Linked DNA regions of Mus musculus: regions 1, 2, 3, 4, 5 and 6 are each linked to region 7. Evidence: chromatin loops called from intact Hi-C (ENCODE). Cell type or tissue: gastrocnemius. All regions are shown on one strand.

Region 1 (4,000 bases), 110 kb before region 7:
GAAAAAGCAGAGCTCCCATGGTCCACACATGGAACCTCATGGCTCAGAGGTCAGGGGTATAAGGAGAGACAGCTGGATCACTGGGGCTCTGGATAGCTCCAGGTTCAATGAGAAACCTCATCTCAAGGAAGTAAAGCTGAGAATGATGTGGACGGCCCTGGTGCTGTTGTATTTTGGTGTTAATTCCGCTTCCCCAGGAGGGGCTATCTGAACCAAGGTGACTCAGGTGACTTCTTGGGAACCATGCCCTAATGAATAAAGGGATCTATCACTGGGCGAGTAGGCGGGACTTCCTGGTTCGACAGAGAAAGATAGGAAACAGGAGAGAGGGGCTTTTTGAACAGGGATAGCAAGAGGGCAAGATGTAGCTACAAGTGTCCCCCAGCTTAAATGGATTCGCCACCAGATGGATTTAGAATTAATATGGCTTACAAGATTAGGATTCTAGTTGTTGTGTCCAGCGATTGAGTTACCATTGTTTCTGAACTAAGTTTGCATGGTGTTTACCTTCACATGGCAGTTAGACTGGGTTCAAGAGAGAAAAGTACTGCAAAGCATAGGTTTTGCCGATGTGCACCACAAAGGCTCTGGGGTGGCAGGGGGTTGCAGCATGGGGCTGGCATGGTATCACCAGTGGGAACTTAGCAAGCTAGGTGGAGAGATTTTGGAGCTCTGAGTCAGAGAGTCTCCAGGAGATAAGAACTGGCTGGTGAGACCACCAGGGGTGAGAGTAGCAGGTTGAAGTGGGGGACAATGCCATTCCTTTTTAATATTTCTCGAAACAGGAAATGACAACTGATACTCTCTTAGAATGCACATGCACACATACACACACCATTCTTTCTCAGGACCACCTGACAATACAAAAAGAGCGAGGATGTGAGGCTGGAAGTGAGGAACTGACCAACCTTCAGGAGACCAGACTTGGGTTAAACGTATGCTAAGGCCCCTCAGAGGCAGAAAGGGCATTTACACACTAGAGCATCTGAAGACAACGGTCACTGTCATTTCAAACTTCATTCCCAAGTTCAACAAATCCAAACAGCTTTCCCTAGTAAACTGTATAACCCAGATCTCTAAGTCCTGCAGAATTTTAAAAGGAATCCAATGCTGAGTGCTGGATATGAAATTGCCCTAAGCTGTTTTACAAGGTCCAGGTTTAGCTCCCAGACAGAGCTGTAAATGCACCAAGATCCAAGGCCCAGCTTTCGGGACGTTGCATTTCCCACAGCACTGGGCTATGGGCTGTCCGTCCACTTAGACCCACAGAGGATTTGGGAGTCCCTGTCATATGCCGAAACAGAATTCTTCCCAGCTGAACACGTGTACTTTGCTTCTCCCAACATTACTGCAGTGTGGCAAACACTGGCTGGAATGAATCCACACCACACACCAAAATGGATGCATAAAATAAAAAAGAGAGCCATAAATGCTCCCACAAAACAGCACACATTGCTTAAAAGAGCTGAAAACCCCTGAAGGGTTGCATGTGGTGTAAAGATGGGACAACCCAGGAGATGAGCCGGCAGTGTGGAAGGGCCAGAAAGCCACCCTCAACTCACGTGTGCACACACATGGTTAACAAACTAGGCGGGGGCTGTTAAGTATCAAAAGAAAAGAGGCAACACGTGGTCCTAAGAGCATCTTACAAACACAGGAACCATCTCTGCTGGTTTCAGGAATCAAGAGGAAATTCCCACCAGGGAACCACAACTTTCCCAAGACCGCTGTGCCTGTGTCCAACTCAAAGCACTTGGTCATGTGCCTCCCGTTACCACCCAGATTCTCTGTCTAAGCCAAAGATGATGCTATCGATAGAGCCACACCTTCTAATCTCAGTCCCAAAACAGTAATCACATAATTTCTACTTTGTGCAGAAAGGCTATTATTAAGTACCTAGAATCAAATAAGTAGTCTCTTTCATAACTAAATTTACCACGCCTCTAAAATGTAAGTTCCGCTGTGCTACTGCCCATGCCCCGAGATAGCCCTGAGTCTCTGGTGGATATTTGTCAAGGTTTTCAACATGCAAGTGAGGGTTAAGTCAAAGTTGAGAAAAGCAAGAAAGAACAAAATACAATGCACAGAAGAACAGAACAATTTGTCCTAAGCAGACGAAAACCATCAGTGAGATTTCCAGTTTAGTTTGGTTGTGTGGCTTGAGGAAAAGGCCACAAATTCAAGAGCCACTGGGAGAGGGAGACAGCCAAATAACCCCTGAGGATAAAGGAGTTGTTGAGTGTCATTCGAAGCAGAGAATTTGGAGGGGAGCTTAACCAAATTGTGTGGGAACCACACATGCCCCAAAGGGAAAATGTCCATCCTTCGTCTGGAATTGAAAATCCCAGTTCCACAGAGATTTGTCTGCTAATTCTAGGCCAATCCAGAGCAACAGCTGTTACCACCGCTTTCGGTGACACGCAACCCGTTCAGAAAACTGTCCTGAGAGATCAACGCTGCTAGTCAGGCTCGGCTGGCTTTGCCAGGGCTCCCAGGTTGGGACTGCTGTCAATTACCAGCCCAGCTGTTCTTGGTCATCATACTGATCTTTATAGCCTGACTTCTGCAATACTGACTCAAAGAGCAATTTGGCTTTTGGAAAATAAAAACACCCCTAATGACCCAGTTCGCAGCCCAGGTGTGCCGTCCCTCTGTCCCTCTGCAACGGGTCAGTTCATAAGGCACCTTGAGTTTTGTTAGGCTTAAAACCAAATCCATGTATCTCCTGTAGAGGAGATTTTCACGCTACGTGGAAAATTAAAGGGGAACTGCCCGCTTAAAGACAACTTGGCTAATAGTTCACTTGTGTTCCCTTTGTCTTCCTCCTGCCATTTTCCGTATTAAATTTTATTACCCAGGGGCATTTGCACCAAACAGAATCTTCTTCGTTGCTTAGGAATTAATCTGTGCCTGCTGTTTATTCCCCATTTCGAGTCATAATCCCCTTTTGTGACATCACAATTAGCCACTTGTGGTGATGATTATAATGTCACAAACGCAGGATTAGGACAAGGAATGGGAAACAAAGCGGCAGGAGCTCTGCCTGCTGGGCAGGAGGCTGTCCTTTCAAACAACCACACCTGGAAAAGAGGGCAGTCAGGCCGGGAGGGACCCAGGGGGACAGGGTCACCTTTTCATGCAAATTTTTGAAAGAATTAAAGCCATCATTAGCACACTCTACTCTTTTGATGTTGAAATTTAAAACCACATTCCTTGCATTCCTTACATCTGGAAACACGTTCAATAATGAACCAGTTGATAACCCACGGTAGATCTCACCAACCTCAGATCGCAAGTATTTGGGTGTACTTCCTATAACCAACACCTTCTCCTCCACATCATGACAATCCGACTCAAATGACTGAGCACTGGTACAACTTTATGTAACTTACTTAGGCCATGCTGGTGTTGCAAGGATCACCCTGAAGTTTTAAGACATGGGTTTTCATGATGAGGTGGCTTTTTTGCTGTTGGTTGGTTGGTTGGTTGGTTGGCTGGTTGGTTGGTTGGCTGGTTGGTTGGTTGGTTGATTTTTCCAGACAAGAATATCTCTGTGTAGCCCTAGCTGTAGAATGAGATTTGTAGGCCAGGCTGGCCTCATACAGAGATCTCCCTGCTTCTACTTCCCAAGCACTGAAGTTAAAGGCATGTGTTACTGTCTTAGTTGGATTTTACTGCTGTGAACAGACACTATGACCAAGGCATGTCTTAAAAGGACATTTAATTGGGCTGGCTTACAGGGTCAGAGGTTCAGTACATTATCATCAAGGTGGGAGCATGGCAGCATCCAGGCAGGCATGGTGCAGGAGGAGCTGAGAGTCTACATCTTCATCTGAAGGTTGCTAGTAGAAGACTGAGGCAGCTAGAGTGAGGGTCTTAAGCCCACCCCCACAGTGACACACCTACTCCAACAAGGCCACACCTCCTAATAGTGCCACTCCCTGGGTCACTACAAACCATCACAGTTATATTTTAAAAACCAAGAAAATGGTGTCCCAGG
Region 2 (4,000 bases), 510 kb before region 7:
AAACCCCAGGTTTCCTGGAAAGCAGAGATAGAAACAGGGATCATGCTGACAGGCTTGGGGGCTTGATCCAACTCTGTGATGTCAGGCATGTCGATGGATGCCTGGCCCTTTCCCCAAGGCTTATTAAAGACTAGGTGAGCATGAAAACTCTTAAAGCCAAGGAAGAGTGTAGAAGATATTCAGAATACCTACTCATCTACTTAAGTATCAAATAATATAATGCAGTTAAGAACACTTAATAAAATTTCAAGAATTACAGAAAAGCAGAGTGATACTAAATATTTTGCAAGGCCTTTTTAACAGTTCCGTGATTCCTCAAAAGCAAAGAGGCAGTGACCTTATTCTGAGGCAGCGACCACTCAAACCTGAGCAAGGTGGTGTGGGTTATTACTATTCAGAGGGACTCACTGCTTTGCTTTAATATAGTTTTAAAACATTTCACTAAAAAAAGTACTTTTGAAAATCTCAAATGCTGCCTCTCCTAAAACAGATGCTGTGACCTAATGTTTGGCTACGCTTCTCACCTCACAAAAACATTCTTTCAACATGAGCAGCACACTCTGCGTACCTTGTAGTAGAAAACTAAATGAGGACTCAAGAGTAAAATCCTCACACTGTCTGATCTGGTCAAACGCCTGAGAGTAAGAAAACGGAGTAGAAGAATGGAAATTGCATGCATGACATCTTTTAGAAAATCAAATCTCTAGCTTTTATGGCTTCTGAACATTAGTCTATGTTTATCCATATACAACTTAAAGTTATTCTCACTGGTATTTAATACACATGCTACAGTGTATTTAAACAACTCAACTGTTGGGATTTCTGAAGCTCTATTTTTAAACTATGTGAGAGTGACGTTTTCTTCCTACCAGGGAAACTGTGATAAGGTTGATTTCTGACAGATCCCAATATGCTCCAGAATTTTCTAATTTGGGTGAAGGTAGAAGAAACATCTTCTTCTGACCTAAGAAGAAAAGGTGTGTCACGATGCACCGTGACTCACTGTACGTTCAGATCAACAGTCCTCTAAAACCCACAAGAGCTGCTGTGGGCCGCTTTGGTTTGTATTTGCTGGACTAGACACAGGTCTGGAGTTACATCGCCTTTGGCAGAACATCCTGAACTACATTTGACGGGAGGCATAGTCTCCCTTCTCAGCCAGAAGATTGCATGAGTAAGATCTAAGGGAACTGCACAGGCCGTCCTGTACCAAGCCTATTTTATAGCATTAGAATTTTACAACCAATGTCTCCTTTATAGCACTAAGTGGCAGGAGGCAATCACTTACAAAGAGAATAGGGGTTTGCCCTTCACTTAAGTGCATGATGATAGGGAAGTTGGCTAACGGCTTCTTTGTTGTCTCTAATAGTGAGTTTCTAATGGTGTCATCTTAAGTGAGTCCGGCCCATAATTTCGTTTTAAGGTGGTTGGTTTTTTTGCTTTGTGCTTTTAAGATAAGCTACTAAACTATATATTTTAAAATTCTTATGTGTTACTAAAAGTGGAATAGGAATGGAAGGCCTTGGGAACTGTAAATTGTAAGTGAGTACAATATGACTGGTATAAAGGGCAGTGCAGACAGAGGCCAGCCACATAATTTGTTCTTTTGTTCAGATAATTGTAATTGGGCTTCTGCTTGGTCATCAACCTGGCCTCACACACAAGGGTGGAGAGGTAATATGTTCCTGTGAGTGGGGACAGTCATTTTTACACAGGAAACCTACAGATTATCTTGTACAAATACACTAACTCAATCCATGGTTTCACATGCTTTATGAGACAGGAGCAAGATTAACTCATGCAATGAGAAGAGGCCCGTTGTATCCGAAGATAAAACACACTACAGCACCAGCACACGAACTGATCATCACCATCTTTTCTGCCAGGTTTGCCAAAAAAGCTCACCAAAAATAAAAACACGGCCTCAACAAGGCAAAGGGTTCATTCAATACCCGGTGCACACAGACAAGGAGAGAAACAGGTGCTATAGGAGTGAACATCCAAGGAGGGAAGTGGCACGAGCTGAGCTTGGATAAATTGGAAGTGTTAGAACAATAAGGGTGTTTCAACAAGCCCAGCTGGGAGCACTGCTCTTCAAGCCCCGCCCCTACTCCAGGAGCAGTGACTGGCATCCCTGCTCCAAAAGTGCTATTTTAATGAGTTGCTTCAAATACAGGCTCCAAGAGCCTGAAATTAATCTTTCTGTCTCCTGAATAAGAACATAAATTTGCTTTCAATCTTGGTAATAGAAAGATTGTTTTTCCCAAGTTTCCAGAGGTCACCATCTCTTTTCTTTACAGCCAAACCACTTCAGTGCATTATCCCTGCCTCTCTGCAGAGGGCGCACACATAGGACACACTCACTGACACTTGCTTAAAATGCTAAAGAGGTTAGGTGTCCTACCTCTTGACATGGCTCACTGACAAAGTCCAGAATTGGTGGCCTTCCAGACTCTAGGCACATTGTTGAGATTCCAGCAATGTCAGGATCGCCTCCAGCACTTGTGGTTTTATACACCCCCTGGGTACCCACAGTTCTGCTGAGAGGCCATCAGTAAGCTGTAGCCTTTCAGATACAATCCCACAACAATCTGTTTGTACTTCCCTTTTAGCTGACCTCAGCTCAGTACTGTTTTCTTCAGGGAACTGTTTCCTGATGCTAAACTAGACCTGTTGACATCACAGGCTCTCAAAGCACTCTTTCCTTTCAAGACCTAATTAAGCTTGTATGACCACTGTTACATTTAGTTATGTATGTGTATGTATGTGACCATATTCATCTGTGTATGGGTGCATACGTATGCACATGCTGATATGAAACATGTGGGGGGAGGCAGAGCTCACCTTCTAGTGGACACTGGAGTCACTGATCCCTTACCTATTGTTCACCTTGCTTTTTAAGATGGGGTGGCCTGAAGCCCTTCAAATCGACTAGGCTGGTTGTCCAGCAAACACTGTCTCTGCTGTCTCTAACTGAGCTTCTTCTTGGACCCCATTACCACATTTATTTTATTAATACGCATTCCCCAGTAGGCTTGGATGGCCACAAAGAGTACAGCACAAGGTTACAGCCAATGACCAGAGCATCCTTACCAGAATCCTTACCAGAGCAGAATCCAGGCCTCACAGGCATACATTCTTGTCCTCAAGAAATATGTGGTGGCTAGATATCAAAAGAGCCTCAATTATGCCCATACTTGAAAAGGACAACACAGGAGCTCCTGAATTGGTGTGAATCAATTGCTTTGTGCCTCCCCAGTGAGGCCACAGCACATAAATCTCCTTCCAGGCACTCTTCTTCCACCTCATTGTAGGCCACACAAGGGGCCTGTGTCCTTCAAGAACAACAGCTCTGTGCAACAGGGTCCCCTCTGACATCATGATTGCTGACAAACAACTGTGAATGGTAAGTCACCGTCTCACTTTGTTTTATGACCCACGTGCTCGTGAATGAAGCTTTACACCAACGAGGTAATTGAAGGCCCAGCTCTCTGCTGGGTATCTGGCCTGATATTTCATGTTCACTTGACAGGAAAACACTGTAACAGCTCAACATACACAAAGCCAGGGATGAACACACTAAGCTAGGGAGATTAAGACACCCAGGTTAGATTATTTTGTTTGGCCTGTGGCAGGTCTCAGCCTTCCTTCTGTGACAATGCCCAAAAAGTCCTCTCATGAGGAGAATGTTACCTGACATTCTCGTCATGAGAAATGGGGCAGACCCATTTCTGTATTTCCCAAGAAGCTGTTAATGCAGTGGAAAGCCCTGTTTGCTATGTGTAATCACCTCCAAGACTCCCCACATCGAAATCTTCTCAGCCTGCTTCATAAATAAATTCTCAGCACTGGGCCTGGGTGGCCATGGTGAGGACAACGGCTGGGGACCTTAGCTTTAGGCAATAACCTCTTCAGCCTGTGCCACAGGTGCCTGAGATATCCCAGGATCCTCCACTGAAGCAACAGGACTGTCTGTCCAAATCCAACACAGCTAAGTAAT
Region 3 (4,000 bases), 260 kb before region 7:
GGATTAAAGGTTCAAATTCCTGAGCCTGTGGGGACTATCATCCAGGCCACCAGCAAAAGAGAGGATAAAATTACATTATCCACCATGTTCCATTTTAATCTCATGGGACACATGTTCTCTTGCTTCATTCTGCTCTCTCACCAAGGTCCGGTCATGGTCTAGACATGATGGCAAGCTCTACACATTAAAGGGACTTAGGTGTCAAGCCAAGAAAGGGTGTATGTGACTGTGCCCCAGTGCTTAGGAGCCCGAGGCAGAAAGATCGCAGGTTTGAACATGGGCTACATGGGGAGTTTCAGGCCAGCTTAGCTACTTAGCAAGGCTGTGGCTGAAAGAAAAACTCAAAAGGGCCTGGCACTAGCAGGTACCAAGTTCAAGTTCAAGAAAGGCCAAGCTTACATTTCAGTCAACCGGAAAGGTTTCTAAGCAGCAGCAGCAGCTCAGTGTCAGGAAATAACTGCAAATCACAGCTTTCTAACCGCAGACCCTAGCTCGGACCTTCCCCGCGTCTGTGTCCTTCGCAATCTGTTAAACTGTCCTGAACATGCCTGAAACATTCGCAGCAGCCGTATGTTCCGGGAAGACAATTTGTCAGTCAGATATTAATTGCTATTGTACGGATTAATTACTTGCTATTGTAACTTGGAGACTTAGCAATGTAACAATAATTATCTCTTAAACATTATCTGTATAAGTAATAAAATATAGCAATTCAAATTTTCTGAGCATTTACCTGGGGTTAGACAATGAAGTGAGCGCTTCGTGCAGAGTTTCAAGTCTCATCATTACCATCCCTGCAATGCATTTTTCTTTGCTGTGACAGCATGCCTGAGGAAATATTTATTTTGTCTTGCTGTTCGAGGGGTTCCTGTCCAGTTTGCCCAATCCACTGCTTTGGGTCTGAACCAAGGCAGAATATCATGGTGAAAGGAGTATGTGGCAGAGCAAAGAGTAACAAGGCAGCAGAAGGTGCTCTGTCTCCGGAAGTCTTCCTAGTAAGCCACACCTCTCATTTCTAGTGCATTTCAATGACTTCCAATCATTAACCAGTCAATGAGTTAAACAAGCCAGGAAAGGTGGTATGTGACTGGTGCTCAAGGGCCTGAGGCAGAAGGATTGCTGGTGTGAGGCTGGCTACAAGGGGAGTTTCAGGTCAATGTGGCTGCCGAGCTGGGGCAGGCTAGTGTCTTCATGATTTAAAAAGGAAAAACAAAAATCACCTCTCAATAGCATCCCCATCTGGACCTCAAGCTTCGATCCATGAGCTGTTGATAATACTTTATACAAGAGACAAAATGCAGGAGCGAAGTGAAGCTCCCAAGAAAGAACTGTGTGTTCCAGGTTACAGAGAAAAATGAATGTTCCATGTAATCACAAACCATATGTTTATACATGGGCCCTGAGTGCCCTTCTGCCTGCCTCTCACCTTAATCTACATTAATTCATGCACTTGTGTGCCCATAAGATCCACGGCAGACATCCCTTTACATGGCATAAATTGCTTTATCCCATTACATTTCACAGCCTCGACTGAGACCCACCTTAGAGGGCCTCCCCTCTGCCACCTGGAACACGAGAGCAGCGTGCTGTTCTCGGTTCTCACAGTGCACATCCTTACAGCAAGTGTTCTCCTGGAAAAAACTTCCTGCTGGAGAGGTTTAGTTCAAGTCATGGCTTTTGCATGAAAGTTTAAGGATGAAGTATGTGATTTTGAAAACTGCCATTGTGGGGTTTTGAGGGGGAAAGGAAATGTTATTTCCAGTCCCTGGATAATAAGATTTACAGACAACTTCCCAGAGGATACATTTGCCTTTGAAGGCTGTAAGCAACAGTGGTTGCTGTTTGCCACAAGAGGCCACCCTACAGTTTAATCGTCTTCACTGTGAGGTGATTTGTCCTTATCTATAGCCTAATATTCTTCCCACGAAATTTCAATGTGGCATCCACTAGTTGCTCTCATAAATAATCCCTCAGTTTCTGCCACCCATTTAAAATTTTTTGACAAGTGAACCTCGTATTCACGGGGCCCGGGTCAGGTTTCTACCAGGTGCCTTTTAAATCACAAATACTTTTCAAACACAAAGGAACAATATAAAGCAATCTTAGTCAGAGAGATGCTTAAGCTGCTAGGCAAAATATGACTAGGGGCAGGGAATGGAAGAGACAACATGGAGGAGGGGTAGGTAGGAGACAGCATGACAATGAGAGAAAGAGAGAGAGAGAGAGAGAGAGAGAGAGAGAGAGAGAGAGAGAGAGAGAGAGAGAATATGAATCTATTTCTCTTCATCCATAAATGCCTGCATCAGCATGAGTGCTGAGCTGCCTTGTTCTAAACACTTAGTAAGAAAGAGCAAGAAAAGCAAACAGCCAGGCAGCCTCGAACTGAACCATCAGTTAACAAAACTTCACAACTTCTGTCATTATATCAATCAGCTATCCACACACCACCTCATGACTACTGCCACGATATCACAAAGCTATCCACACAATATGTCACAACTACCGCCATTACATCACAAAGCTATAGGCACACTATTTCATGACTACTGCCACTATATCATGCAGATATCCACACACTACCTCATTACAACCACCATTACATCAGGTAGATATCACACAGTACCCATCCATGCTGTTTCATTTCCAAGTTATTTAAGGAGACATTTATCAAACTAGAAATGCCAGGTTTAGCAAACAAAATACAGATACCAATTTGAACTTCATAATAATTTTTATGTTAAATCTATCCTTTGGAGGTGTGGGGTTTCATGTATCACAGACTGTCCTGAAACTCTTTCTGTATCCAAGGATGCTCTTAAACTTCTGAACCTCCTGCCTCTACCTCACAAATCATAGGGTTGTACGTATGTATCACCATGTCAAGTTTGTGCACTGCTGGAAATTGAGCCAATGCTTCCTGCATACTAGGCAAGCCCCCTCATAAATATCTAAGATAATACATCTATATTAAAAATTTGGGTCTTTTAAAAAGTATTTAACACAACAGAGGTGGGGCTGGAGAGATTGCTCAGTGGTTAGGACCACTAACTCTTCTTCCAAAGACCTAGATTTAATTCCCAACACCCATATAGCAGATTACAGGTGTCTGCAATTCTAGTTCTAGGGGATCTGATGATCTCTTCTGGCTTCCACAGGCACCAAGCACACAAGTGGTGCACAGAAAAATGTGCAAGACAAACACCAATATGTATGTGTGTACATATATGTGTGTATACATGTGTGTGTGTGTGTGTGTGTGTGTGTGTGTGTGTGTGTGTGTGTGTATCAGAAAATTAGGTTTTTAAAACCAGTACCTCTTATAGAGAGGTCAAATATGACTGCCATACAGTATTTCGCATGGTAAAACAATAGATCATTTAGTCAGTAATATTAAGCTGCAAGTTGTGCCAGATAGATCTCTAATCACATCACAATCATGATGAAGCAAATATGTAATATAACTCTCCCAGTGTATATATACAAAAGTGGAACCAAGCTACTAGGCTACCACAGGGACCATCAGCAGTAAGGAACATCATTCTTGGTGCTGTATAATATAGCAACCCTGAGGGTTTGGCAACAACAACAAAAAGAAGGGAGGGAGGGAGGGAGGGAGGGAGGGAGGGAGGGAGGGAGGGAGGGAGGGAGGGAAAGAGGGAGAGAGGGAGGGAGGGAGGGAGGGAGGGAGGGAGGGAGGGAGGGAGGGAAGAAGGAAGGAAGGAAGGAAGGAAGGAAGGAAGGAAGGAAGGAAGGAAGGAAGGAAGGAAAATAGAAGCTGTAACTAAAATGTTCTTCATGGGCCAGCAGTTCCTGGTTTATTTGATAAATATATTTATAGGAATCAATTCAGTGTTGAACAGGGCAAAGGATCAATAAGCCTGTCTGGAGCATGCTGTCACACTCTGTATCACATTCAATCCAAAAGAGCCAAGGTTAACAGCCAGCTGCTCTGAGCATCTATCAAGTCTCTATGTATCCATCATATAGCTCTAGGCAGGGA
Region 4 (4,000 bases), 260 kb before region 7:
AGACACACTAGCAACAGTGCACTCATGAAATAAATAAATAGAAAAAGAAACCCACTGATGTGTGCAGCGTGCAGGCCCAAAATCCCTGCATACCAGCTTGGGCTACATGAAATCATTAGTGGCAAAAAAAAAAAAAAAAAAAAAAAAAAACCCATTCAATCAATAAATCGTCCATCAGTTAATCAATTGACAAAGCATTGATGTTGTTTACATCAATATTTGAAGCTCTGCAAATTACAATGACAAAATACTAGAAAATTATTTGGTTCAAATTTATTTATTTATTTATTTATTCATTTATTTATTTATTTTGGTTTTTCGAGACAGGGTTTCTCTGTATAGCCCTGGCTGTCCTGGAACTCACTTTGTAGACCAGGCTGGCCTTGAACTCAGAAATCCGCCTGCCTCTGCCTCCCAAGTGCTGGATCAAAGGTATGCGCCACCACGCCAGGCTTGGTTCAATTTAAAAATGCCAATCTCAATACTACTTTTTAAGTCGTAACTTCTAACTTTGTGCTTTCAAATGATGCTACCTAAGGCAAAGCATACTACCAGCCACGCCAGGCACCAAGTCAGATTAGTTGGAATTAAAAAACAAAACAAACAAACAAGCAAACCCATCCAAAACAGTGTAATGATCGCACATTTTCTGTTGCCAAGTCACAGGAATTTTAAACTTTGCTGCACTTTGGAAATAAACTGTTTCTCCTTCTATGTAAGTAAAAAAATATAAGATCTAGAAACATGAACAAGTTCGTATTGATCAAACAACCTTTGCCTCTGCCAGGCAATTAATAACATGGGCTGTGCATGCTGGATATTTCAGGTTGCCCTGCCAGCCAGTTTATTACATGAGCAGTGGATGCTGCGTATTTTCTGGTATTTGCTGGGTATTTTGTATCCCTACCTCTTTGCTAAAAGCAGTTAGATATTTTGCCTTCATGTTTTTCCAAATAGAAGCTTTGGTTTGTTTTTTTTTAAAGAACTATTCATTACCCTCAGCCCACAGAAGTGAAAAAAATGGGAATTTACTTTATCTTTTAATTATGAATGTATGTGGTTGGGGGATGGGTGGGTAGGAAAGGAGTCCTTGAAGGCAGGTACCTGTGAGGGCCGGAGAAGCCAGGTCCCCTGGAGCTGGCGTTATTGGCAGTTATTAGCTGACTGCATGGGTGCTGGGAATCAAACTCAGGGCTTGTTGAACAGCAGTATGAACTCTTAATCCCATAGCCATCTCTTCCAGCCCTCTAGAAACTTTTAAAGACAAAAAAGCTGTGTAAATGCCATCCGAGCTGGAGTCCTCAACTTTCCAAGAGGCCGGCCAGCTTCCTTCCTCTCTTCTCACCAACCTAGACCATCTTCTTAGCATGGTCCAGCTGGCTGACAGTGTGATGTTTGTGAACTCTGTCTCAGTACCATGGGAGAGGTGGTCAATCCCCAGGTGACATCCTGCCACAGGTGAGCAGAAAATGATGGCAGGTTCTGGAACACACTGAGAACTAACCTGTCAAGTAACTGATGGGTACCCAGACTCTTAAGAAACCTGTCTGCAGCTGGGTGGTGGTGGCGCACACCTTTAATCCCAGCACTTGGGAGGCAGAGGCAGGCAGATTTCTGAGTTTGAGGCCAGCCTGGTCTACAGAGTGAGTTCCAGGACAGCTAGGGCTATACAGAGAAACCCTGTCTCGACCCCCCCTCCCCAAGGAAAGGAAAGGAAAGGAAAGGAAAGGAAAGGAAAGGAAAGGAAAGAAAAGAAAAGAAAAGAAAAGAAAAGAAAAGAAAAGAAAGAGAAACCTGTCTGCAGATGGCATGACATGGGGGCACAAAACTGAGTCCTGCCTCTCAGTGGATCAGGTTTCAAAGACGTGCTTTGCAAAAATTGATCCCTAAGATTTCCCTAAGGTGGAGCTTTCCTTCCTGTCAGGCTTAAATGTGTCTTCCATGAGCAGTAGCATACACAGCCATGGAGGCAAAGTTTAGGCAAAGCATCACAGCTAACAAAGGTCTAGGCTGTTCTCAGCAAAGAGACAAACCACCGAGAACAGACAGAGCTTCAACAGGCCCAAGAGGTTTCAAACACAGAACATGCTTACCAACAAATGTAGATGGCGTGTGAGCAAGAACACCTTCTACAGTGTCTCACAATGCATGTGCCCAAAATGCTGACTGGACGAAGGGGCTGCCAGACACGTGGAGATAAAGGGGGCTCCTGCTTTCAGTTAGGGGCCTGCGACTGGCTAACAGGTAGGGAATAAGGCCAGTGGGAAGTATTGTAATTTATAATAATTAAGAATCAATCATGGGGCCAGGGATAAAGGCCAGTGGGCGAAGAGTCTGGAGTATGAGCATGGGGACCTCGCTTGGCATCCCTAGCATCCGGATGAAAAACCTGATCCACTGATGCTTCTCAGAACAGGAGACTGGAGAAGCGGAGACAGGCGGGTCTCTGGAGCTCACTGGCCAGACGAGAGACTCTGAAACCCCAAATAGTAAGGTGGAGAAGAATGAAGGAAAACATTTGAACTCAATCTCTGGCTTCCACACATGCACACTCGCACATACATAAAAATATAGCAAACCTGCATATGCTATATACATAAGCAAAATTTAGCTGATTAATCATGAAAATCAAAGTATCAGTGAAAATCCAAGTTTGCTTTAACCAACTCAGCTTTGATAAATCAGCAGAAATAGACTTAAAATCATTCAGGGATAGCGTCCGGGGTGAACAAGTTAGGAATCCAAGTCTTGCATCCTTGCCGGGGAAAGGCATGTGTGCCTAGGATCTCTCCCATGATCAGTTTTGGATTCTCACCCCGGTAAAGGAACATGTCAGAAAGCAGCTACTTTGTGATGTTACTTAGTTGCTTTGCAACATCCTCTCTTATATTAAGTGTATCACATGCTCTGCAATGTCACAGGCGGAACTCAGCCTTGGGGACCACTGCACACAGCTTGCATCATCTGCACTGCTCGACGGTTTTGCTTGCAATCCATCTCCCAAGAACACCTCCCCAAAGCCTGACTCATAGAACATCTCTCTCCTCCACTCTCCACACTTTCCCTGCACTTCCAGTTCCTAAAACAAGCCCTCTGAATTTATGAAATCCCCCACACCAGAGGATCCTGTGAATTGTTCAGGTATGAAAATCATTACACAAGCCATCTGCCACTCCATGAACCTGAAGGCACAAAGTGTGGCTGTGGTTGCTCAAGAATGTTATCTATTTCCATCTTGTGCAAATTTAGGAGCAACTGTGGTTTCCTGTTCCAGGGTGTTGTCCAAAAATGACTCCACAGAAGTCTGCAAAAATAATCCTGGGCGTTCTGTTTTGAGAGGAACACTTGAAGAGTTTCCCACTAAGAGAGGAAATGGCCTGTTCTGACTGCAGAACATCCAGCATGTTCCCTGAGCCAGAACCTGCACAATGCTAGTTGAACCATTGTTTCACTCGTAAGTAAGGCAGGGGCCCGCAGTGGAATCAGGCAGGTTTCCTTCGATTCTCACGCTAAAGGACCTGCCTGTCAGGAGACCAATTGTGTTTTGTTACCTATAAGATGTGAATGACTGCATCGTCTGTGTCTTTGTAAAATTGGTTGTACTGTCAATGGAAAACACCTCTTATTTCAAAAGGGCAGTAAGAGTTTCTTCTGGAGTAGAATGTGAGTGCCTGTGGTCCAAAAACAGAGCCAAGCAGGTCACACCCCATAACATGTTTTAACAAGTTCACTGAAGTTCTTATAGTAAAGGAACAAAAGGAAGCCATGAGAGAGGTACTTCGTCAAGTACTCTGGTAGGGCATCAGGTAGGCAGGGCACAGCAGACTATGAAAATGTGGGAAGGACACAATATGATGACATTCTTAGCTTTAGGACCCATAGGACCTGGGGATCTGTGAGTGCAGCTACAAAGGTTTCGCACAAGAGTTATAAGCCAGTGGGGTCAGGAGTAGCCACTCAGGGCCCTAAAGGTAGAATTTGAATCTTAAGTGTTCTAACT
Region 5 (4,000 bases), 390 kb after region 7:
CCCCCCCCCCTTCCCCAGGTGTAAGAACTACTGTAGGCAAATAGAAATCTACTTCTGCAAGGTCTTGTATCCCAGTAGAAACAGTAAGACAATAAAAAACACAAACAACTTGCAATGATTTGTGGCAAGAGCCTACTTGAAAACTATTACAAAGGCAGAGGATAAAGGCTGGGAGAAGGCACAGAAAGACTGTGATGGGATTTCGTTGGGATGTCATGGGAGGCCAAGGGTAGTCATATCCTGGATCTAGTAGGGACTTTGGGGACATGTTTGAGGAAAAACACAAGTCTTAAGTAATCAAGAAGGAGCCGGAGCGGAGACAGGAAGTGAAGCAGTTAGCTCTTTTCGGAGAAAAGCAAAGGAACGTACTGAATAGGCTTTCATTTCAAGAGAAAAACAGTCGTGTTTCTTTTTCCATTTGTTAAAGGCTAAAGACTGTGATTTATGACAATTATTTCCTTCAAAGGGGAGTCTCACCTTAGATGCTCTAAGAAGTGTTGATACTGACATTTGGTTCCCGATTGGTACAGCGTAGTCTAGTGCTCTTCGCGTATTGGCTCTTGCGCCTGTTTTCAGATGAGAAGCCACCTTGGCTCCCGCCCCTTACCGCAGGTTGCTGTGGGGATTGTAGTTCGTCCCGTTTGGGCCTGCTGTGGGATTTTTTTTTTTTTTTTTCCCGTCAGCTCCCAGGTCCACCCCAGTGGGGACACGCTCAGGCGGCACTCCTGTCCCGTGCTCCCGCCCTCTTGCCTTTCATTCCAGCCACCAAGATCTTGGAAGGTAGGGGCGCGGGAGCCAAGCCCAAGTGGAACAGAATGTGGGGCGCGGGCTGGGTTTCTGTGCGCGTCTGGTCAGTATCCCTGCGGCCCGCGGGGCGGGGACAGGCCAGCACCGCTTGCCTGATAGTGGCCATCTGACAGGAGAACTCGCTCACCTGATGAGACGTCTCGGGATGGACTCAGGCGCCCCAGCTCTCGAGCACATGTCCTAGCCTCAACCCTCCCCTGGGGTAAACTGAGGCACCGGGTCGCGATAGCAGGTCCACGAGGTGTCATTGTGGCTACTTTTGAATAGTTCTTCCGTTCCATAGACAAGTGTCAGGAAGCCCAAACAGGTCTGTGTTAAACAGACACCTAGCTTAAGTGCCCCAAAAGGTTTGAACAGGTTCTAGGGCAGCTGCAGAACAGGGTTCACGGAGAACAATATTTTGGGAAAGACTTTGCATTTTGATAAGTTTAAAACATACAATAAAGAAAAACAAACCCACATCAATTCACTGTGGCTCGAGAACTCGTCACTGGTTGGACCCTCTGCCTTTGTGGTTTTTAATTTTAGTTTTACACTCAGGAATTGAAAGCTGAAACAGATTGTAGAAGGAAGGAGCCAGGTTGCTGGAACTTCGGCCACCTTTGCCTCTGTCATACGACCTTGGACGGCCAGCCCAGCGGTCCTCATGTGGATAAAAACCAGCCTAATGTTCCCTGCTCTAGTGGACCAGAGAAGCTGTTTGCAAATGTAATCAGCACTGAAGCCAGGCTTCCGAAAGTTTGTCGGTTGAAAACTGTTTATTATCGGTCTCCGAAATATGCTGAAAATACCCAGCGGTTGTTTTAGAGAAACACTAATCAGGGCTAGGCTTGTTCTGCCAAGGGCAGCCCTAAGAGCATCCGTGCTTAAGCTGATTGTACCTGAAAGCTCCTTTTTCAGGCTCCATTTTATGGCTCAAGCCCTTGGCTGCGGAGGGTTCTGGGACTTGTAGTCCTGCTTAATTGCACCCATCCTGCCAGGTACTTCAGATACCAATGTGCCATTTGGCCGGACGAGATGTCTTCTGGGAACTGAAGTCTCACTACAAGTGTCCCCCGGGAGGTAGCCCTTTCCCTTAGAACTACGACTCCCACATGCCCTGCCTTCTTGGCTGCCTTCTTTGTCCACATGCTTAATTATGCAAGGAGTAAGAGAAAATGTTTAGTAAAGATTTCCCCAATCTCCTTCTCCCTCCCCCTCTCCCTCTCTCTCTCCTGATTGCAAATGGTACTCAAAGTATTGTATATGATTTTTTTTTTCTGCTAAAGCATGTTCACATGGTCTCCAAATCACTCTGTAGTTCCCTACCCTACCAAAAAACCTTGAAAAGAAGGCTGTCCAAGGTTTCACAGCCGTATTAAAATTGGGCTATTTTAGCATATTAGATTCAGTTATAATTTAATCTTTTTTAAAGCAATATGGTAGAGATAATCATTTTTTCTATTCATCGAACTGATTAGGGGACGAAAGTTAAGAAAGTTAAGTAACTTTTCAAGTTAAGCCCCCTGGGTAACAGAAGTAATGGAATTGTAGCGCCTTCTGTTTGAGAGCTTTTTTTCTAGAAAAGGACCCTACGTCACAGAACTATAGAGTACAAAACCTTTCAGTTGCACAGTGGTGCTTCTGTAATTAGGCACTAAATGCTAATGCTACAAAACCTTTTGAGATTACTTAAGTCCAGTTCAAAGATCTCTCGGAAGAATTACTGGGAGTAAAGGTTTCAAAAATGTTAGCTACATATAGCTTGAATGCACCTTAATTTCAGCGATGAGGAAACTGGTCCCTGTAAGGCAGACTAGTTTGTCTGAGGTCATACCGTTGGTTTATATCAGAAAGGAAACGACTCTCCAGCATCTTACTTCCAATAGCAATACGCTACCAGGAACGGCAGATGGGTTGCCATTTAGGTAATGTTATCCTCCCCCGTTCCCAAGATTTGTTCTTTATAGACCACACACGAGGGCCAGTTGTTGTAAAGTCTCTTTTTTAGTTAGAAAAGTTTTCCTATTCCATTAATTCAGCAAATGTTCTCCTGAGCATCGTTCTGTGCTCGTCTCTTCAGGTGTGAGGGTCATTACATGAGAAGTGCGCAGTGTGCCAGAGCTGGCAGGTCTTAGGGATCCTCTCTGTTTCATTTTAGAATCAAGCCAGCCAGCAGTCTTTCTCTCATGCCTTTGGGTCAAAGGGAAGTGGGTTTCCCGAGGCTTCCTCGAGTTGCTTGTTACCTCAGGGCAGTGCGTGTCCTTACCCCACGTCATTCCTGTAAATATCTGGTGGCATGCGCTACGGATGCTTTTGCTTTTGTGTTCTTATCTTAATTTGTATGTTCAGCGTCAATATGTTCCACTTCTATTTTTGGCATTAGTTGTGTTTTGGTTCCCAATCCTTTTTTTTTTTTTTTTTTTTTTTTTGTTCCTCCAGAGATGAGAAAATGAGGTTTGGATGCTGTTTTTACATTCACAGATAGCACAATCTAACACTTTGATATAAGGTATTGGAAATGTACACGTGACATGTGTGTTACACAAACCTTTGGTTTGAAAAGACACGGAGACCTTCAGTTATATATTCACAGATATGTAAGCAAACACCGCTCACCTTTCCCCGTGTGAGAGACGATTTCTGGATAATTAGGTAATGGCATAACAGCTTTCTAAATTGTTGGCCAAACTTTGTAAATTATTGGCTAAACATTCAGAACAAATCACTATGCATGACGTTCTCCCCATCGACCTCTGTGACCTCCAGTGCTCCCTGAGAGCACATTCATGGACTTGCATTCATTAGCACCCCAGAGCTCTGCTCCCATAGCTTGTCCTTCAAACTCACTTCACTCTTTTAATGTGGAAATGCAGCTTTGAAATGTAAGATGCAAGGTTATGTTACTTCAACAAGAACATGGCAGAGAGAAATTCCGGTCTCTGAGGTTATCTTCCAAGAGCCATATATATGGATGTGCCTATGTCTTTGACTTCTCAGATGAAACAACAACCCAGATAAAGGTAATACATATCAGTCATGTGGCATCCTGGGATTCAAATCCCAGCAGTTTGAGGCTTCTGTCAGCTCACAATAGTCTGTAGCAGATAGATAAATGATATGCCTTATTTTGTCATTGTTACGTAAACTTGGTATGTGAAAATAAAATGATTTTTTAAAATTTGTCCTCTTAGAGTAAGAAAGGTGGGCCATA
Region 6 (4,000 bases), 320 kb before region 7:
AAGAGCTGAGCGTTCGATGCAAAGCTCCATAGACAACTGATGCCAGCCATCACTGTTTTGCTCACTACTTAGGCATGGGAAAAGTGACCACATGGCACTTCTAAAGAAGCAGGATATCCCAGGCTGACTCTTGACTGCCACACATTTTCTCAGAGAATTAAAGAATACTTTTAGAAGTGCCTTCTGTGAGGCTCCAAAAATACCACAAACAAACCAAAGCTGGGTACGGCCAGCCCTGCTCCCTGTAGAACTCACAGAAAGACGATCTGGTGACCCGAGGAGGGCATCAAAGAGCGCAGGGGCAATAGAGGAAATCGAGGATCGAAATCAGACTTTCTAGCAGGGAATGGAACACAAATAGGAAGAACTTTAAAGTTATACTTCAGGGCTATTAAGACACAATGAAATTATAAAACCCAATTCTGGAGGGGCACAAGATAAACAGGCATACACTGCCAGCCATGAACTCAGCTTCAATCTTCCTAAATGATCCTGCAGCCTTTAATAAGAACTGTTCAATAGCAGTAATTTCAAAGAAATAACCAGGAGGGGGGTGGTCATTTAGACCAAAAAATATTACATTTCATTAAAAAATAATGAAATTGAAAACAACGCTTCAACATACGGAAATAATTAGACAAACCATGACAAAGCACCGTAGTGCATAATAGCATTTTTGCTAAAGACATGCATAACATATCCCATTAAAAATACACTCGTAGGCAATTCTAACAGAAAGATACATATATTTAATAGACACATATATATTCAGCCCACAAGAAAATTGCAATGAAATGTATTTATATACTAACTGTAAAACACAAAATGAAAAGCAGGCTCATTGGAATATGTTGGTCTTAATGTTACATGGGAAGCCAAAGTGCTAACTAGTAGTTACCTCATAAACACTTTTATCCCTTGGGATATCTGTGTGCTATGGATATTTAATGTTTAATTTATTGATAGCTTGACAAGATCTCCAAATACCCGTAACATACCACTGAGGGGTTGTCTAGATGTGGGCAACCTCTGGGCAGGCCAGCAAGGGACTTCCTTTATTAGGTTAATGGAGATGGGCTGCATCATTCTGAGTAGACAGCTCTTTCGTCATAGACTGTACAAAGGAGAAAGCCAGCAGAGAATAAGACTGTTTTTCCTGAATTGAGAATACATTGTGACCAACTGCTTCAAGCTCCTGCTGCCTTGAAATCCCTGCTGTGATGGACTGTATCCTCAAACTGAGTACTTGATCATAGGGAGAGGAGAAGTAACTAGTATGGAAGACGTTAGGAAACAATAAAGGCACAGGACTCTAGCCTTCTGCAGTTCACCAGAGACCTACCTCAGCTCTCCACTGCCTTTTTTATCTTTAAACACATAATATATTAATTATTAGTTTACAGAAATAAAGTGTAGAAAAGAACATCAAAGGAGGTAATGAAGATAGCTATGGGGCACAGACAAACCAAAGCTGAAGATGCATGGGAAATGGAAGTAGCAGTGAGGGAGTGGGGTGAGAGGGTGGGGGCAGCCACACTCCAGAAAGCAGCTAAAACAGGAAGAGCACAAGTCAAAGGTCATATCCTGTGGAAGAACCTGAGATCGCCAAGATGCTCAGACCTGCTTCCAAGTGCCACCGGAAGCCAATGGCAGTTCAAATTAGACAGCGATCCCACAGGGCTTGGGCAGTCTGTCCCTGGCTGCCTCTCAAGAATGCCAGCGCTGATATGAAGAAAGGAAGTGAGGAACAAGGCCAAGGACAAAGGCAAGACCCAGACGAAAAGGTCAGATGCAGGGTGATCTTACAGGGAACTTCATGGCCGCCAAGTCCACACTGAGCACAGCAATCAATGGTCTTCACCCACAACCAATTTGGTTGAGAAAATGCAAGTACAAAAAAGGCGATACTTAAAGTAGAAAAAAGAGGCCATAGCAAAAGATAATGCAGCTATAATACCGAGCCACCTTAAGTCCAGAGATGGGAAGGGGAAGCACTAGCTGCCCATGATTCATGTACTGGTTCTTCCACAGCTAGATATGAAGCAAGGTAGATTGATAAAGCAGAAGAAAGACTGCTCAGTCATACTAGGGAGCAGATATTGCTGGAATTCACGAGCTCATCATCCAATTCAGTACATATGTAAAATTTATTAATTCAATAAAAATTCAAGAAATGCACTTTGGGATAGATATATGAATATTTGGAGGTACACAAAAATGTACACACACACTCATGTACATGTGTACTCACAATATATGCATACTCACACCTATATAATGCACTCACATTCACACACACTTATATAAATCACATATACACACACTCCCACATACAAATACACACACAATCACATACATATACATACAACTCTAATGAAATATCTTTTTATACACAAATCCAGGGGATATTAAGTATAAAGATGCCCATATAATACTGTGAGTAGAAGCAAAAGATGTAGACAAGCAAGGGAACTCTTCACTGTGGGAAGAGTTAAACACAAGAGGAAAAGTGGACGAATATAGAGAACACTACATACTACTCAAAGGTAATGAGCAAGAATGGCGTAATTCAGACAGACCTCAGAAGATGGTTCTGAATGAAATAAGAAACAAGATATCATGATCTAGAACACACAAAATACCACATAAAGCAACACATTAGCAGTGAGTGTCTGTGGGTAAAAGAGATCTAAGCACAAAAGAAAAGGAAATCAAAGAAAACACGCGATGAGATGAGAGTGTCTTTACCCTGCAAGAGTCAACACCCCATGAAAAACACACTGTCTAAACTGTTTGAACTTGACACGTATACTTTGTGTGTTCCTGTTTGTGCTAGTGTGTGACCTCACATGGAGGTCAGAGTTCAACCTTAGGCATAGCCTCCCCCTTGGTTTTTGAGGTAGCCTCTCACTGGGACCTGGGCTTGCCAATGAGACTAGACTAGCTTCCCAGGCATGGCTGCAGATCACCAATGTCCCCAGCACAAAGTACCCAGGGCTTCTTCATGTGGGTGCTAGGGAGGAAACTTGGGTCCCTAGGGTTACATGCCAAGTGTGGAACTGACTGGGCTCCCTCCAATCTCTTTATTTTTTTGTGTGTAACATGGGGTCTCAATACATAGCACTGGCTGACTCAGTGCTCACTGTGTAGGCCTGGCTGGCCTCGGATTTACAGGAATGCTCTGTCTCTGAGTGCCAGGGTTAAAGGCATAACCATACACCCCACTGTATAGTTTCTAAATAAAATGCCCCAGTGACCTGGAAACCAACTTTAATCCTTATCAGCAAGGAAAATCTCACTTGGTGCCTCAGGGCACATGAACATCATGGCGACCATTCTGACCGTTCTCTTCCTCTTATGAAGTTCACGTATTTTCCAATCATGAGAGTCAGTATTGCTTTACTATTCTTCACAGTTATACCAAAGTCAGAGCTGAAACCCTGAGGTGACAGTGTTCTGCCGTGGTCAGCTGGGCAGGGTCCACTCAGCTGGCGCACCACTTTCTCCAGCGCCACCACATGTGTAACTCAGCGTTGCTTGGGATCTCAAACAGGAATCTCACTCAGCTTGTGGCGGATCCTTTTCAAATCTTTCACACAGAAGAGCTCCATCTGAGCACGTGGGCTCTAATGTGCTCCAAAAACGATCTCAAAGTTGGCCAAAAACTGAATCCAAGAAAAGGTTTTCCATTAAGATAACTACCTGTTATTAAAGTGGAAGACCCACTGTGTTTCTATTTGGGGAAAAGGTTAAGCCTCTTTAGAGTTTCTGGAAAACCCATCGCTGTTTAGGGAAAGGGTGTGTCGCTGAAAGCATTAGCAGGAAACTTCTCTTGGGGTGACAAGGGCAAGAACTCAAAACCTGTCTGGCGCCTCACACCATCAACTCGGTGTCCAGTCAGTCCAGGGTCGGAGACTGAAGTGCAGCAGCAGCCGGGGCAGGACTTACACCCAGCAGTCACAGGAAGCTCACTGTTGCCTGCTCTCCTTCAGGTTACGTC
Region 7 (4,000 bases):
GAGGGGCGCCGGGGCGAGGGCGCCTTCAGTCCATGCTCCTGAAAGTTGTGGCTCCGGCGCAGGCTGGGGAGGAACCGAGAGCGCGGGGCTGGAAACTGGCCATGCCTCCATACAGGAAGTAACATGTGAGCATGGATCCTGGCAGAGACTTTAAAGCCGGCGAGCGGGCGAGCGAGCGAGCTGGGGGCGCGCGGCGGCGGGGGCGCGCAAGCACGGGCGCGCGGTGACGCGCATCCCCGAGCTGCCGCCGGCGGGGGCGCGCGTCTCTTAAAGCGGCCGTGCTGGGCTCCGGCTTCCAAGGACTTGCACTACTCTCCTCTCCAGGCGTGCCTAGGGCTATGGGTGTGCGTTTAGGGGAGCTGGTAACCCTGAAGACAGGGAAGAGACCAGCTGCCATCCAGGGTCGGCATGGCTTTGCTCCATTTTCGAGTTCTTAAAGACGAAGTACGGATTCGGAGAGATCCCTGACCTCGTTCATGGATCCGGAACTTGGGGGAGGGGGAAAGGGTGGTCTGGTTGGAATCTGGGGGAGAGGAAAGGACCAGCAGCTACATTTTCATGGAGAGGGGACTTCCGTAAGGCCTCACCACCTGGACGGTGTCTTGACGGGGTGCACCTCCAGCGTCCCTCTCCTGCTGCGTTCCCGGGCTAAGAGACAAAGCCCAGCGGCCTTTGCACTCAGGTTTCATTGAGGTTTTTTTGTTGTTGTTGTTTCCCCTTCCCCCTTTCCGAGCTTCCATTGTTCGAATCTACCTCTGGGAGATAGGGAAAGGGACGGGAGTCCATCCCAGGCTAGCAAAATCCAGCTCCAGGCCCACATCGGCTTTTCCCAAACCACGAAGGTCTGTCGTGGACTTTTCCCCAAACTACGAAGGTCTGTCGCGGAGTTTTCCCAACCCCCGGATTCGGGAAGAAGGTGGCTGCAACTTGGCCTGGTTAGGCAGAGGGCAAATGAAGTGCGCCTCTCACCCGGGGCAGGGGAAAGCAGCACCCCGGGGCAGGACTGGTTTCCCGCAGCCGTCCTAGGAGACACGGCTTAAGTAAACTACAGGGAGAGGCATCCGGGGGAAATGCAAGGGCTAGGTTTATCTGTAATGAGTTTTGTCCCTTGGCTCTCACAGAGATCTTTATCGCTTGGGCTTTTCAGCAACCTATTTTTTCCTCCTACGTTGGTGCTAAAAGAGGGGAGGCAGGTTTTGGTTTGGGTTTTTTTTTTCCATCAAATTTGTAATTGAGCCAACGTAATTAGCCATTTGTATTTTTTTCATAGTTGTTCTGCCACTCTATGAAAAGGATATGGACATATTTTTAAAGTGTCCCCTTGCCGTTTCATCGCAACGCGGCACTGTCCCACACCCACCCAAACATCTCAACCGGATGTTCTTTCGGTTTTCAAATACTATACAGATGCTCTGAGAGTCTGTGGCATTGTTTAGGAAAGCAGTCTCGCACCCACAATTCCAAAGGAAAAACCTCTGAAAAGTTTGGGGTGCAAAACTAGTAAATGCCAGGAAGTTCCTGGAACGGGCCCCCAGATCTATCTTTAGCCAAACCCCGCAAACACCCTTCCCGTGCTAGGCAATGAGGCCAATCTGTTTGCTTTGGAATTTGACACTTCCTGGTTTTGTTGCACTCGAGGGTCGCTCTTGAGTGCTCATGATGACCAGTTCCCTTGAAAAATGGGTTGGAGGGATGGATATCCCAGTGCCAGTCAGAGCGGGATACGTTAAAATGACCCTAGCACAAATGACTGCCTCCTTCGAGGTGACTCCGTATTTTAACACTCAGTCGGTAGGACTTGAATCACACAGAGGTCGGCGACATCATAAGTGTTGCCTGTTGGGCAACCCTGAATTCTTTCTATACTCTGTTTGCTGGTTCAACAAATGAACTGCACATCCACTCTGTGCTGGGTATAATAAGGGCAAGCCAGCCTGTCTGCCTCACCTAGGGAAAGTCAATGGAGGGGTGGTTGAGAAGACATTAAGTGTGAAATGCAAAGAAGGAACGCCAGTACCCCAGTTGTTCAATATGGAGAGTGAATGACCATGCCTCTTACAGTGTATGGGACCCCATGCCTGTTAGTCTCTCTGGGCTGGTGCCTGTCCTGGGACGCCAGGCTGACATTTACCACAAAATGGTATTAAAAGCACACATCAAGCTCCATCAGCTCCCTCCAAATCTAAATGTTTTAGTCAGGCCCATTAGCACATTCCTGTAATCCCAGCACTTAGGAAGCCAAGGCAGAAGAATCATAACTTCAAGGCTAGCCTAGTGTCAGAGCTTGGCTGTTTTTTAATTTAACTTTACAACAGAAATTCACTGGCCTATTATACAAATGTGTTCAATAACCAACTGCAAAGTGAATAGAATAGCCCCAATTTCAAGTCTTAGTGGACAAAACTGACCTAGAGACACACCTGCTGTTCTTCTACCTGGTGAGCCAGGGCTGTTATACAGAGAAACATTGTCTCCATTAAACAAAAAAGAAGAAGGAGAAGGAGGAAGGAGAGGAGGAAGAAGAAGAAGAGGAGGAAGAAGAGGAAGAAGAAGGAGGAGGAGGAAGAGGAGAAGAAGAAGAAGAAGAAGAAGAAGAAGAAGAAGAAGAAGAAGAAGAAGAAGAAGAAGAAGGAAGAAGAAGAAGGAAGAAGAAGAAGAGGAAGAAGAAGAGGAAGAAGAAGAGGAAGAAGAAGAGGAAGAAGAAGAGGAAGAAGAAGAAGAGGAAGAAGAAGAGGAAGAAGAAGAGGAAGAAGAAGAGGAAGAGGAAGAAGAAGAGGAAGAAGAAGAGGAAGAAGAAGAAGAAGGAAGAAGAAGAGGAAGAAGAAGAAAAAGAAGAAGAAGAAGAAGAAGAAGAAGAAGAAGAAGACGAAGACGACGACGACGACGACGACGAAATCGTCTTGGGGAATAAGTCAATAAACAGCACACTCCCTGGCTTCTGTTTCAGTTCCTGCCTCCAGGTTCCAGCCTTGGTATGGGGGTTGCACGAGGCAGTGAGCAGAACTGGAGAAAGGAGCTTGGCAACGTGCTGACAACTTAAAAACTAGGAAGGAAAGCTCCTACTACTGATAACAAATCCCACCCCCCAGATGAGCAGCATAAGCTTACACTTATTTTTTCACAATGCGTGGGCAGGCCGGCCATGGAAGTGTGGAGTTCAGGTGTTTTCTGGAGCTGAACCAAGGTGTAAAGCAGGATGACTCTGGAGCTGGCAGGTTCTCTTCTAATCTCATTGGTTAGAGAACTGCAGTCTTGTTTCTGGCTGGCTGTTAGCCAAAGGATGTCTTCATTTTCAGCTCTCTGGATCTTTGTAACTTCCTTCAAAGCCAGTAAAAGAATTCTCTGTTTTGGCTAGAATCTTAAACGTGACTATCCCACCACTTCTGTACTAGAAGACAGTTGGATCAAGGGAGTAACCATCCAATGTCAAGTGTCAGTCACTCTCATGAAGAGGGTGTTACATATCAGAGGGTGGGCATCTCGAAGAGCACATTAGAACCTTGCCTACCATAGGTCTATGGGAGTACCAATGCCTGTTGCTGTATGATGTCTTACAGCCCAATAAATAAAAATAGCCTAATTTGCTGCCCCAGACCTGTTATCACAGTACTCCTAACACTGAGGCAGGAGGATCACAAATGGAAGATTGGCCTGGGCTGTACAGTGTCCTTGTCCTACTGTAGTTTCTGTTGCTGTGACAAAACTAACTTGGAGTAGAAAATGGTTTATTTAGCTTATAAATAACAGTCCATCAGTTCTAGAGACGGGAAGCCAGGGCTGGAACCTGGAGGCAGGAACTGAAGCAGAAGCCACTGAAGCAGAAGCCGGGGAGGGCGCTGCTTATTGACTTACTCCCCAAGACTTGCTCAGCTACTTCTTGTTGGTTTTTTGTTTTGTTTTGTTTTGTTTTGTTTTGTTTTGTTTTTTAATGGAGACAAAGTTTCTGTGTATAACAGCCCTGGCTATCCTGGAATTTGCTCTTTAGACCTCCAGCTCACAG

The links. Peaks named below come from ENCODE experiments on the same cell type or tissue, not always from the same donor. Only the 100,000 strongest peaks of a DNase experiment are listed, where the experiment ranks them.
Region 1: a loop joins it to region 7, with 2.3 times the contacts of the local background. A loop is called at or near these places in 2 of 42 quality-filtered maps.
Region 2: a loop joins it to region 7, with 2.8 times the contacts of the local background. A loop is called at or near these places in 4 of 42 quality-filtered maps.
Region 3: a loop joins it to region 7, with 2.6 times the contacts of the local background. A loop is called at or near these places in 13 of 42 quality-filtered maps.
Region 4: it touches region 7 in a loop (4-fold over the local background); 15 of 42 quality-filtered maps call a loop at or near these places.
Region 5: it touches region 7 in a loop (2.8-fold over the local background); 8 of 42 quality-filtered maps call a loop at or near these places.
Region 6: it touches region 7 in a loop (3.0-fold over the local background); 6 of 42 quality-filtered maps call a loop at or near these places.

Annotation. Positions count from the first base shown.
Region 1 is chr14:11,662,941-11,666,940 of GRCm38, reverse strand. All of the region lies in intron 1 of Ptprg (protein tyrosine phosphatase, receptor type, G), which reads right to left. Among named protein-coding and RNA genes, the nearest start is that of Gm52128, 92 kb to the right of the region's middle. In gastrocnemius, no CTCF peak of the experiment used is centred here; a DNase peak (open chromatin) is centred at 2,480; H3K4me3 peaks cover 963 bases; H3K27ac peaks cover 2,013 bases.
Region 2 is chr14:12,056,480-12,060,479 of GRCm38, reverse strand. The region is part of intron 5 of Ptprg (protein tyrosine phosphatase, receptor type, G); the gene reads right to left. Among named protein-coding and RNA genes, the nearest start is that of 3830406C13Rik, 230 kb to the left of the region's middle. In gastrocnemius, a CTCF peak has its summit at 2,337; no DNase peak of the experiment used is centred here; H3K27ac peaks cover 3,899 bases.
Region 3 is chr14:11,804,721-11,808,720 of GRCm38, reverse strand. The region is part of intron 2 of Ptprg (protein tyrosine phosphatase, receptor type, G); the gene reads right to left. Among named protein-coding and RNA genes, the nearest start is that of Gm52128, 230 kb to the right of the region's middle. In gastrocnemius, a CTCF peak has its summit at 1,848 (motif pointing right); no DNase peak of the experiment used is centred here; H3K27ac peaks cover 2,119 bases.
Region 4 is chr14:11,810,650-11,814,649 of GRCm38, reverse strand. The region is part of intron 2 of Ptprg (protein tyrosine phosphatase, receptor type, G); the gene reads right to left. Among named protein-coding and RNA genes, the nearest start is that of Gm52128, 240 kb to the right of the region's middle. In gastrocnemius, no CTCF peak of the experiment used is centred here; no DNase peak of the experiment used is centred here; H3K4me3 peaks cover 402 bases; H3K27ac peaks cover 3,258 bases.
Region 5 is chr14:11,158,714-11,162,713 of GRCm38, reverse strand. It overlaps a transcript of Fhit not described here. Among named protein-coding and RNA genes, the nearest start is that of Mir5124b, 120 kb to the left of the region's middle. In gastrocnemius, no CTCF peak of the experiment used is centred here; DNase peaks (open chromatin) are centred at 651, 811, 1,462 and 1,796; H3K4me3 peaks cover 2,185 bases; H3K27ac peaks cover 2,048 bases.
Region 6 is chr14:11,866,492-11,870,491 of GRCm38, reverse strand. The region is part of intron 2 of Ptprg (protein tyrosine phosphatase, receptor type, G); the gene reads right to left. Among named protein-coding and RNA genes, the nearest start is that of Gm52128, 300 kb to the right of the region's middle. In gastrocnemius, no CTCF peak of the experiment used is centred here; a DNase peak (open chromatin) is centred at 1,664; H3K27ac peaks cover 3,036 bases.
Region 7 is chr14:11,549,657-11,553,656 of GRCm38, reverse strand. It overlaps Ptprg (protein tyrosine phosphatase, receptor type, G), which reads right to left and starts at 104. Exons shown (of 30, transcript NM_008981.3): 1 at 1-104. In gastrocnemius, no CTCF peak of the experiment used is centred here; DNase peaks (open chromatin) are centred at 169, 908 and 1,520; H3K4me3 peaks cover 1,877 bases; H3K27ac peaks cover 1,826 bases.